Regions from separate parts of the Homo sapiens genome. Here region 2 is linked to region 1. A link is an interaction called in ENCODE POLR2A ChIA-PET data of the cell type or tissue named here. Cell type or tissue: GM12878. All regions are shown on one strand. Links, peaks and the distances in the headings refer to the core of each region. The heading gives the core; the rest is flanking DNA.

What was found. Peaks named below come from ENCODE experiments on the same cell type or tissue, not always from the same donor. Only the 100,000 strongest peaks of a DNase experiment are listed, where the experiment ranks them.
Region 2: POLR2A ChIA-PET joins it to region 1 with 5 read pairs; 2 of 35 experiments call an interaction of 5 or more read pairs at or near these places.

Annotation. Positions count from the first base shown.
Region 1 is chr2:10,081,215-10,086,460 of GRCh38, reverse strand. No RefSeq gene overlaps it. Among named protein-coding and RNA genes, the nearest start is that of CYS1, 3.4 kb to the right of the region's middle. RefSeq lists an enhancer at 3,432-3,491. In GM12878, for the core only: no CTCF peak of the experiment used is centred there; DNase peaks (open chromatin) are centred at 2,440 and 3,503; H3K4me3 peaks cover 645 bases; H3K27ac peaks cover 1,941 bases.
Region 2 is chr2:9,501,658-9,507,150 of GRCh38, reverse strand. ADAM17 (ADAM metallopeptidase domain 17) reads left to right here. Exons shown (of 19, transcript NM_003183.6): 12 at 1,786-1,985; 13 at 4,875-4,978. It also overlaps a transcript of IAH1 not described here. Among named protein-coding and RNA genes, the nearest start is that of IAH1, 30 kb to the right of the region's middle. In GM12878, for the core only: no CTCF peak of the experiment used is centred there; no DNase peak of the experiment used is centred there.

The sequences.
Region 1 (5,246 bases), core at 247-5,246:
AGAAGCCAGCACATCCTACATGGCTAAAGCAGGAAGAAGTAGGCAGGGGGACACACTTTAAACAACCAGATCTCACGAGAACTCACTCACTATCACGAGAACACCAAGGGGGATGTCCACCCCCATGATCCAATCACCTCCCACCAGGTCTCTCCTCCAACATTGCCGGGAATACACTTCAACATGAGATTTGGGCAGGGACACAAATCCAAACCATATCAGTCACCCCACCTACATGGTGGCCCAGGGTAACGGTAATAGTTGCATATATTCAGAGCTCGCTGGTCTATTCTGCTAGGTTTGTCATTTATTTAGGTACAGATAGCATCATGAAAGAACCATGGGGTTTGCAGAGAGAGTGGCTTGAGTCCCAGCTCTGGCTGTCTCTGGCTTCAAGACCTTAGGCCAGCTCCCCACTCTTCGGAGCCTCAGTTTTGCCATCTGTAAAATAGAGGCAGAAAATATCTATCTTACAAGGTTACCGTGAGGCTCATTTAACGAGCCACAGTCGGTAAATGGTCAGGGCAGGGCCTCTCGAAGTGTCAGCTGTCCCCGTTGGGTGGAGGTTGACTGCGCGGTGAAGGAAAGTTGCACTCCAGAGGACAGGGATCGTGCAGCCAGGGGGTCTTGTACAAATGTGCACAGGCATTAATCAGTAATCGCCATGAGCAGGCTGGGACTTCAACTCCACTTACCAAGTTAAACAGCTACAAATTAAAGAGCTAAGAGACGCTTTTAATATTTAACCTGGGCCTTGACTACAGCACTCTATTCCTTTGAGCTGATTAATTGACTGGTTGGTTCTCAGCTCTCTAATGAGAAGAAGGAACTTAAGCATCTTCCCAGGTGTCTGGGACCATGGGATGTTCGTGTGCAGAGGTGACCACCCCCACCAGGCAGCTTCCACATTAGAGAAGTTGATATTCACAGTGGGGGGTTTGAGCTTAAAGTTGGACATTTTATGTTTGTTGCACACTCTTTTTAGCCAACAGTATTTAAAGGTTAACCTCTGTAATAAATATTACACGTTAATGGTCAAATTTACACAGACTCAATTCCCTTTCCCAGCACTGCCCTCCCTCTCCCCTCAAACCTTGTCCTCAGGATGATAAATGACCCCACCAAAGCCTAGGGTCCAAGTATGTTTTGAGTGGCCTCCAAATCTCACACTCAAAACTGTGGGTTCATGGACAGGGGAGTCAGCTCACAGATCACTTTGTGTAGCAGATTTGCAAGGAGAAGGAAGCTTACGTTCACTGAGGCCAGCGGCTGTGGACACTGTACTGGATCTTTCTCAGCTGCTGTGTGCATTGCCCCTGGAGACAGGACAGTCCCACACAAACATCGTCTTACTCAGTGGGCCAGGGATGGGCACCTGAACCTCAAGTAGCTCCAGTTCAAGGCGGCCAGCTTCCTGCCTGCTCAGCTAATCGAAGCCTGTCCACCCCACCCCACCCCACAAACCCACCACCCCCCGCCCCCCGGTCTAAATTCCTAGCCGGAGTAAAAATCCAATGGGAAAAGAGTCTTATACACATGGCAGCGGAGTGAAACCACATCAGCTACCTGGTCATTTTTTTTTCTTAAATATAAGCAGGAGTCAGTGGGGGATGATGCCCTTGTCCCATGTAAAGATCTTAATCGCTCCTTAGGTCCGATGCCCACTTCTCACTCCCATCTCCTTTTATACCCGCTGACTGTGTCCCGGAGTCTCATCTGTCAGTCCATTGACCCCGTTTCCTCTCCAGCGTCTGTCATCATGGCATAGACTGCAATTGCTCAGCCTGTGTCATCTGGCAGCTCTCTACTGTCAGTTTTCCATCTTTCAGAAATGCGTTGAAACCTCTCCTTTGTGATTTCCCTCCTTCTTACAACTCCTCCTCTATCCCTTTTTCTTTTATCTTAATTCCAGCAAAGTCGCAAGTACCAAGAGAAGGCAACTCTGCACCCGGTCTGCTGTTTTGAGCCAGAAGCCATGAGATGCCTCTAAACGAGAACTGCTCTAGTCATGGAAAGTATGCATCGTAAATTCCAGTGCTAAACCTTTTGTTTAGATGGGGTACAAGTCATTGTCATTTTACTGTCAGAATTTTTTACAGTGTTATAGAACGCACCAAATCAGCCATGACCTGGACCTGCCAACCCTAAGGACCTCATGTATCTTATTTCTGAGTAAATATTGAAAAAAGTTCTGTAACTCATTAATTGTCCTTAATGAATAATGGTGATTCACCCTTATATTTTGTTTTCCCCTCTTGATGCCGAAACCATGAAACCAAATACAAAAGCTTGGACACTTTGGTAAAAGACAATAGCAATTATGTGGGCTGCTGCTGTCCAAACATATCAGCATTCGTTAATAGCACTGTGGCTCTCTCAAGTTACCGATTAAGCATTAAAAATAGAAACATGGCTTGCTTATGTTTCAAATGCCGTCTCATTTATCACCCAAATGCAAATATTATCTGTCTGCATATTCATAAGAACCAGCACCTGCACAACACATCTTTCTTACGTAACGGCTTGGGAGTGCCATGATTGGTGGGAAACTGCAGGATATCTGAGCAGGGAGAGTAGATCTGCGAGTCCTGAAGCAGGGGCCCTGGAGTGGGGTTTTGAAAGGTGGGTTGGTTTGGCAGGCTATTGTAATGACTGGTCCATGAGTCGTGGTGGGAGGAACTGGCTTCATCTGCAGTAGATGCCTGGCTACTCCTGAAACCAAGGAAAACATCGTTCGGGCGCCCGAGTCCTTCCGAAAAGTATCACCAACTGTAGTCCTCTTCCAGGGTTTAATTTGTTTAAGGAAAGGAAGTTCTATTTTCCCAGAGTTAAGCAGAGAGTTCCCAAACTGGGCTTCACCTTCCACCCACCATCACCAGCACCCACGAGCACTATCACCGCATAAAAGAATCCTTCAGCTGCAGGTGTGACTGCCAGATATTTTCTTAAGAAGGATTACACCCCATTTCAGTTCTCCAATATTCCTGAGACGTTGCTAACTCTTTCGGACAAAAATTCTAGAGACGATCTTAGGGACATTAGTCATGCGGAAAGCTTTTAGGTTGTTTGCTTATTATGGGAAGCTTCTAATAAAATCAATCTGAGTTTTCAGCATATTTGATGGAAGCCAGGTCTACAAATGTAGCAGATTTTAAAATGTTCTCTCAAAGTGGAAAGAATGCTGGCTCTGGCATTCCTCCCGCTGAAGCGGAGCTAATGACAAGTTTTGGGAAACAGTGTTGGAATCAAGAGTGGCCAGAAAAATTGGTTGCCCTGGGAGGTGAACACAGGGAGCTGTGGATGTATTTAAACATGAGTCACATGACTAGCTTCTATTTAGGCAGAAGCAAAACATGTTTTCCTTTAAATCATTAAACTGAGTGAACTCAAGAAAAATCTCGTTTGCCTCTAAGTGTTGTTGTTCTTTGGGGTTTAAAGAGTTTCAAGATGAGATTTGTTTTCTTAAAAACTTATATCAATAGCTTCCAAACGAGACACATCTGTAGACTTAGCGCACCCAAATGACATCTGTGTTTGGCCCCACATCCTACACCTGGATGGTTAAGATGGCACATCAAAAAAAAGGGGGGGAGAGGCCAGGCACGGTAGCTTACGCCTGTAATCCCAGCACTTAGGGAGGCCAAGGCAGGTGGATTACCTGAGGTCAGGAGTTCAAAACCAGCCTGGCGAACATGGTGAAACCCTGTCTCTACTAAAAATACAAAAATTAGCCGGATGTGGTGGTGCGTGCCTGTAATCCCAGCTGCTCAGGAGCCTGAAGCAGAAGAATCACTTGAACCCGGGAGGCGGAGGTTGCAGTGAGCAGAGATCCGGCCACTGCACTACAGCCTGTGCAACAGAGCGAGACTCCGTCTCAAAAAAAAGGCAGGGGGGATCATAAATACTTCCCTTTAAAAAATTTTTTTTCTTTTCTTTTTGCTTTTTCTTTATTGTTTGTTGTTGTTGTTGTTTGTTTTGTTTTTTTTTTTTTTTGAGACGGAGTCTCTTTGGTTGCCCAGGCTGGAGTACAGTGGTGCGATCTCGGCTCACTGCAACCTCCGCCTAACGGGTTCAAGTGACTCCTGCCTCAGGCTCCCGAGCAGCTAGGACTACAGGTGCCCTTCACCATGCCCGGCTAATTTTTGTATTTGTAGTAGAGACAGGGTTTCATCCTATTGGCCAGGCTGGTCTCGAACTCCTGACCTGAAGTGATCCGCTCGCATCAGCCTCCTAAAGTGCTGGGATTACAGCCTCATTTTTTTTCTCTTCTTTTTCTTTTCCCTCTCTGTCTCACCTCTCTTCTCTCTCTCTTTTCTTTTCTTTCTTTCTTTTTTTTTTTTTGAGACAGAGTCCAGCTCTGTTGCCCAGGCTGGAGTGCAGTGGCGTGATCTCGGCTCACTGCAACCTCCACCTCCTGGGTTCAAGTGAGCATGCCCAGCTAATTTTTGTATTTTTAGTAGAGACAGTTTCACCATGTTGGCCAGGCTGGTCTCAAACTCCTCACCTAAAGTGATCTGCTCGCCTCAACCTCTGAAAGTGTTGGGATTACAGGCATGAGCCACCACGTCCAGCTAGATTATAAATACTTTCTTGTTCTTTTTTTTTTTTTTTTTTTTGAGACGAGCCTCACTCTGTCGCCCAGGCTGGAGTGCAGTGGCGCGATCTCGGCTCACTGCAACCTCCACCTCCCGGGTTCACGCCATTCTCCTGCCTCAGTCTCCTGAGTAGCTGGGACTACAGGCGCCCGCCACCACGCCCGGCTAATTTTTTGTATTTTTAGTAGAGACGGTGTTTCACCGTGTTAGCCAGGATGGTCTCGGTCTCTTGACCTCGTGATCCACCTGCCTCGGCTTCCCAAAGTGCTGGGATTACGGGCGTGAGCCACCGCGCCCGGCCTCTTGTTCTCTCTTAATAATAAAAATAAATGGATGTGAATCTGAGTCCCATTTTTATTCCATTTTCTTAGGCATATGTTTTTTAATGTCTACTCCTGAAGTGATAAAATAGTAGAATTTCAAGTCTGTGGTTGGGAAAGTTTAGCCGAAATTCCATTTTCACAATTATTCTGGAATCCAATCAATCAGGATAAAAGTTAATGTCAAGTCAAGATAGGTGAGTTAAACCCAGGACTTTTGAATTGCCCTGTCTTGGAAAGGCTGGAATTTAAAGTTGCAGGAGGTGGGCAAGGGAAGGAAGTAATCACATTTAAGTAAAACACAGAACCAACCAACAGGAAGGCTCGCTGG
Region 2 (5,493 bases), core at 235-5,234, 580 kb after region 1:
GGACAAAAATAAAGTAGTTCCTTGACCTAGAAAGACAGAACCCATCACCCTCTACTAGGCAAGCCTATGAAGAGCAGTTTGCCACAGGTGGACTTCTCTGTGGACAGATGACATTAGTGAAAAGGAATGTAGGACCTTTGAGATTGTAACTTCTTAGGAAGGTTTGCTGAACGGAAGAGGAAGTCTTATGACAAGGATGCAAACAGAAGCTGCCAGATCTTCAGGGATGTGTAGGCAGAAAGCCAGAGTTGCGGGTTGGTCCTTTTATCGTTAGTGCTCTCCAGCTGCTTGGGAGTTGTAACTCTGACAAATCAGTGAAGAGGTCTTCTTATCTGTTCACTGTGAATTTTAACTCCATTTTAACCTGATAAAATGGAACCCAGAGATACATGATGTTGATGAATAAACCCACCAAAATGACAACTGCCTGAGGCCCCGATTAGAATAACCAGACCCCTTAGACATCTGTACTGTAACGACAGATTTGGGCCGGGCGCGGTGGCTCACGCCTGTAATCCCAGCACTTTGGAGACCGAGGTGGGCAGATCATGAGGTCAAGAGATCGAGACCATCCTGGTCAACATGGTGAAACCCTGTTTCTACAAAAAATACAAAAATTAGCTGGGCGTGGTGGCATGCACCTGTAGTCCTAGCTACTCAGGAGGCTGAGGCAGAAGAATCACTTGAACCCGGGAGGCGGAGGTTACAATAAGCCAAGATTGTGCCTCTGTAGTCCAGCCTGGTGACAGAGCAAGACTCCATCTAAAAAAAAAAAAAAAAAAAAAAAAAAACAGATTTGAAGATGTTTTTTAAAAAGCCAGTTAGTATTTCTGTGTAAGATGAGGTCTTTGCTATCTTTCTGAAAGTAGCTCCTTTGGTGTCTGATTTGGTGGTTACAGGCACCTTTGGAGGGTCTCATACACTTGGCTCTCAGGGGCTTCATGATTGTTGTCTGGGGTGAAAGTGAAGCCATTTTGGCATCTGCAGAGCACTTTGGAGACCCCGACCTAAGAAGTAACTATGCTCAGTTTTCCCTAAGCCTCTTCTTTTTTTGATAACTTCAGGAGGTCTGGAAAATGACCGCAGTTTTAGAGCTCCTGATAAAACCCTCAGCCTTAAAAGGGAGTTATCCTAGTGGTTCTGTACTCCAGGGTGGGAAGGTAGTGTAGAGACTTTTTGAGACACTGGTCTTGCTGGTTGATGAAAATGTTTAGGTAACAATTGGGGATTTAATTTATATAAAATGTACTATTATGCCTATTACTAAGCTCAAATATTTAAACAACTTTAAACTTGGATCATCCATATAAGTAGCCAAAGAAGGAGAAGAAACCCCTTCTCCTGCATTTCTGAATTGTTTTGTCTGGGACAACATTAACCTACAGAGGTTCTTAATTCTTGTCACTGCATGAGTGGCATGCCTGAGGTGAGGAGATTTCAAGTCTGATGGAGCTACGAGCTCTCTGTTGTGCTATTCTGCTTGTCCTTAAGTGGGCTTTGACTGGGATGTTTGGTCTCAGTATTTGTATAGCTTGCTTACCTTCGTAAGAAGAATTATAGATCCTTAACCAAGTTCACATCAGCCATTTAGCATTCTATGGAGGGAGGTTCCCAGTTCCATATCAGTGGCCTTTGGAGGAGACTGTGGTGGCCTTGCCATAACTCCAGGGTGGCTCTGATGGTGGTTTTACATTAAGAGTTTGTCTCTAGAGAAGACACAAACATTGCATGGGAATACATTTTTATGATATTATTTTGGGTCCTTATTGCCTTTTTTCTCTCAAGATGTTTTCAAACTGCAGTAAACAATCAATCTATAAGACCATTGAAAGTAAGGCCCAGGAGTGTTTTCAAGAACGCAGCAATAAAGTTTGTGGGAACTCGAGGGTGGATGAAGGAGAAGAGTGTGATCCTGGCATCATGTATCTGAACAACGACACCTGCTGCAACAGCGACTGCACGTTGAAGGAAGGTGTCCAGTGCAGGTGAGGAGTCTCTCCACAGGGATTTTGGGAAGTTGGTATAACAAGATGTCCAAAATAAGAGAAGACTGAACTTGCAGGGGCTTTAGAATCAACTGAAAGGGGTGTGAGTGTGTTTGTTTACATCTACCTCTTTTGCCCTTCACAGCAAGAAATTGCTTTCTGGGCCTGGCACGGTGGCTCACTCCTGTCATCCCAGCACTCTGGGAGGCTGAGGTGGGAGAAATGCTTGAGAACAGCCTGGGCAACATAGTGAGACACTATCTCTTAAAAAACAAAAAACAAATAAGAAAAGAAGAAGCTTTCTGGAAAGCAGTGTGACATTATGTAACAAAATCCTTGACCTTGCATGCTCCTTGGTTTAGCAGTCCTATAGTTAAAAGAATCTTTTTTTTTTTTTTTTTTCCTGAGACAGAGTCTTGCTCTGTCGCCAGGCTGGAGTGCAGTGGCGCGATCTTGGCTTACTGCAATCTTTGTCTCCCGGGTTCAAGTGATTCCCCTGCCTTAGCCTCCTGAGTAGTGGGACTACAGGCACGCACCACCATGCCCGGCTAATTTTTTGTATTAGTAGAGACGAGGTTTCACTACGGTGGCCAGGATGGTCTCCAACTCCTGACCTTGTGATCCATCCACCTTGGCCTCCCAAAGTGCTGGGATTACAGGTGTGAGGCACCGTGCCTGGCAAAATAATCTTTTTTATTTAATTTAATTTATTTATTTATTTTGAGACGGCGTCTCGCTCTGTTGCCAGGCTGGAGTGCAGTGGCGCGATCTCAGCGCACTGCAATCTCCGCCTCCCAGGTTCAAGCGATTCCCCTGCCTCAGCCTCCCCAATAACTGGGACTACAGGTACGCACCATCACGCCTGGCTGATTTTTTGTATTTTAGTAGAGACGGAGTTTTAGCATGTTGGCCAGGATGGTCTCGATCTCCTGACTTCATGATCTGCCCACCTTGGCCTCCCAAAGTGCTGGGATTACAGAGGGGAGCCACCGTGCCTGGCCTTTATTTTCTTTTTGAGACAGGGTCTCAGTCTGTTGCCCAAGATGGAGTGCAGTGGCATGATCATGGCTCACTGCAGCCTCAACCTCCCAGGCTCAATCAGTCCTTCCACCTCAGCCTCCCGGATAGACAGGACTACAGGTGTGTGCCACCTGGCTAATTTTTTTTGTATTTTTTATAGAGATGGGGTTTTGCCATGTTGCCCAAGCTTGTTGTAAAGTCCTGGGCTCAAGTGATCCACCCTTCTAAGCCTCCTAAAGTGTGGAGATTCTAGGTATGAGGCACCATGCCTGGCCCAAATAATCTTTTATTTCTTTTTTTTTTTTTTTGAGACGGAGTCTTGCTCTGTCGCCCAGGCTGGAGTGCAGTGGCGTGATCTTGGCTCACTGCAACCTCCGCCTCCTGGGTTCAAGCCATTCCCCTGCCTCAGCCTCCCCAGTAGCTGGGATTACAGTGTGCACCACCACGCCCAGCTAATTTTTGTGTTTTTAGTAGAGATGGGGTTTCACCATGTTGGCCAGGCTGGTCTCGAACTCCTGACTTCGTGATCTGCCTGCCTCAGCCTCCCAAAGTGTTGGGATTACAGGCGTGAGCCACTGCTCCTGGCTGCCCAAAGAATCTTTTGGGCAACAGAGATAAGATTTAACAAGGGTATAAGATTTAACAAGGTTTTTTTATGGCTACATCCTAATAGCAAAATTTTGGAAACAATCAAAATGACAGTCTTGGGATATGAATGTTATCATGATTCTATATACTGGAATAGTGTGGAGGAAGTAGGTTACAAGTTAGAAAGTTACCCAGGTTTTCATTTTTTATATACACTGATAGACCAGTGCCTGGCTTAGAAGTAAAAGGGTTAAACTTCAGTTTTCTGGTGAATAATTGAGATTTAACTGGATACAGTGCATATTAACGCTGTAAATACTGATGGGGAGTAGAGTTCTGGCTGCCGAGTGTCTTAGCTATGGATTGCCTTGTGGCCCCACCTTGTCTTTTTTTTTTTTCCTTGTCTTTTTTTTTTTTTTTGAGAGAGTCTCGCCCTGTTGACCAGGCTGGAGTGCAGTGGCGCGATCTTGGCTCACCGCAACCTCTGCCTTCCAGGTTCAAGCTATTCTCCTGCCTTAGCCTCCCGAGTAGCTGGGATTACAGGCATGTAGCACCATGCCCGGCTAATTTTTTGTATCTTTAGTAGAGACGGAGTTTCACCATGTTGGCCAGGCTGGTCTCAAACCCCTAACCTCGTGGTCCACCTGCCTCATCTTTTTTTTTTTTTTTTTTTTTTTTGAGACAGAATTTCTCTCTTGTTGCCTAGGCTGGAGTGCAGTGGTGCGATCTCGGCTCACTGCAACCTCTGTCTCCGGGGTCCAGGCGATTCTCCTGCCTCAGCCTTCTAAGTAGCTGGGATTACAGGAGCGCACCACCACGCCCAGCTAATTTTTGTATTTTTAGTAGAGATGGGGTTTCACCATGTTGGCCAGGCTCATCTCGAACTCTCCTGACCTCAGGTGATCCACCCACCTCGGCCTCCCAAAGTGTTGGGTTGGGATTATAGGTGTGAGCCACCTCGCCCAGCCCATCTTGTCTTTTTTAAATTAATGCGTTAAATGAATGAAAACCAAGGGCACCAAGATGTTTCACAGGTGATTGCTGTGTTCCCATTCTTTTCTCCTATAGTGTGGCATTTATGTGACCTCACGCACATTAGGAAGGGACAAAGTGTGTGCAGGTAGCTCTAGCAGCGGAGATGTCTGATGATGTAGGAGTGGGTGACGGAGCCAGGAGGTCTTCCCCGGTGATCTTCAGGTCACTGTAACGTAACTGTAGCGTTTGATTTGATATGGGGCCATAATTTGAATTGCTCTGTTCCTGTCTGCTGTTCTTCTCCAGTGACAGGAACAGTCCTTGCTGTAAAAACTGTCAGTTTGAGACTGCCCAGAAGAAGTGCCAGGAGGCGATTAATGCTACTTGCAAAGGCGTGTCCTACTGCACAGGTTCGTGTTCTTGTTGCTTCCTTGGAATGCTGTGGGTCAAGTGTGTGTGTGTCTTTGAAAAACAAGATTATGTTTTGTTCAGATGAGAGACACCTTATTTTTAATCTCATATGCCGGGTTGAGTTTCTGGCACTCCTTAGTTTGTGACACTTGGCTTTGGTGGGTTTAAGACCTGTTTCTATTTCTCTTTCATTTCCATCACTCTCCTCTTTCTCCTCACAGACATCCACTCTACTGTGGTTAATATTTGCCTGGATATGTGTATATCCTTGAAAGATCATATAGTGTTATTTTGTGCATGTATGTGTTTTTAATGTGCCAAAATGATATTCTACCTTAAATTTACTTTTAAAAAATTCAGTATCATGTTTTAAAGAATTACCCATATTGTGCTACAGATAATATAACAAGGTTTTTAATGGCTACATCCTAATAGCAAAATTTTGGAAACAATCAAAATGACAATCTTGGGATAATGAATGTTATCATGAATCTATGCACTGGAATAGTGTGGA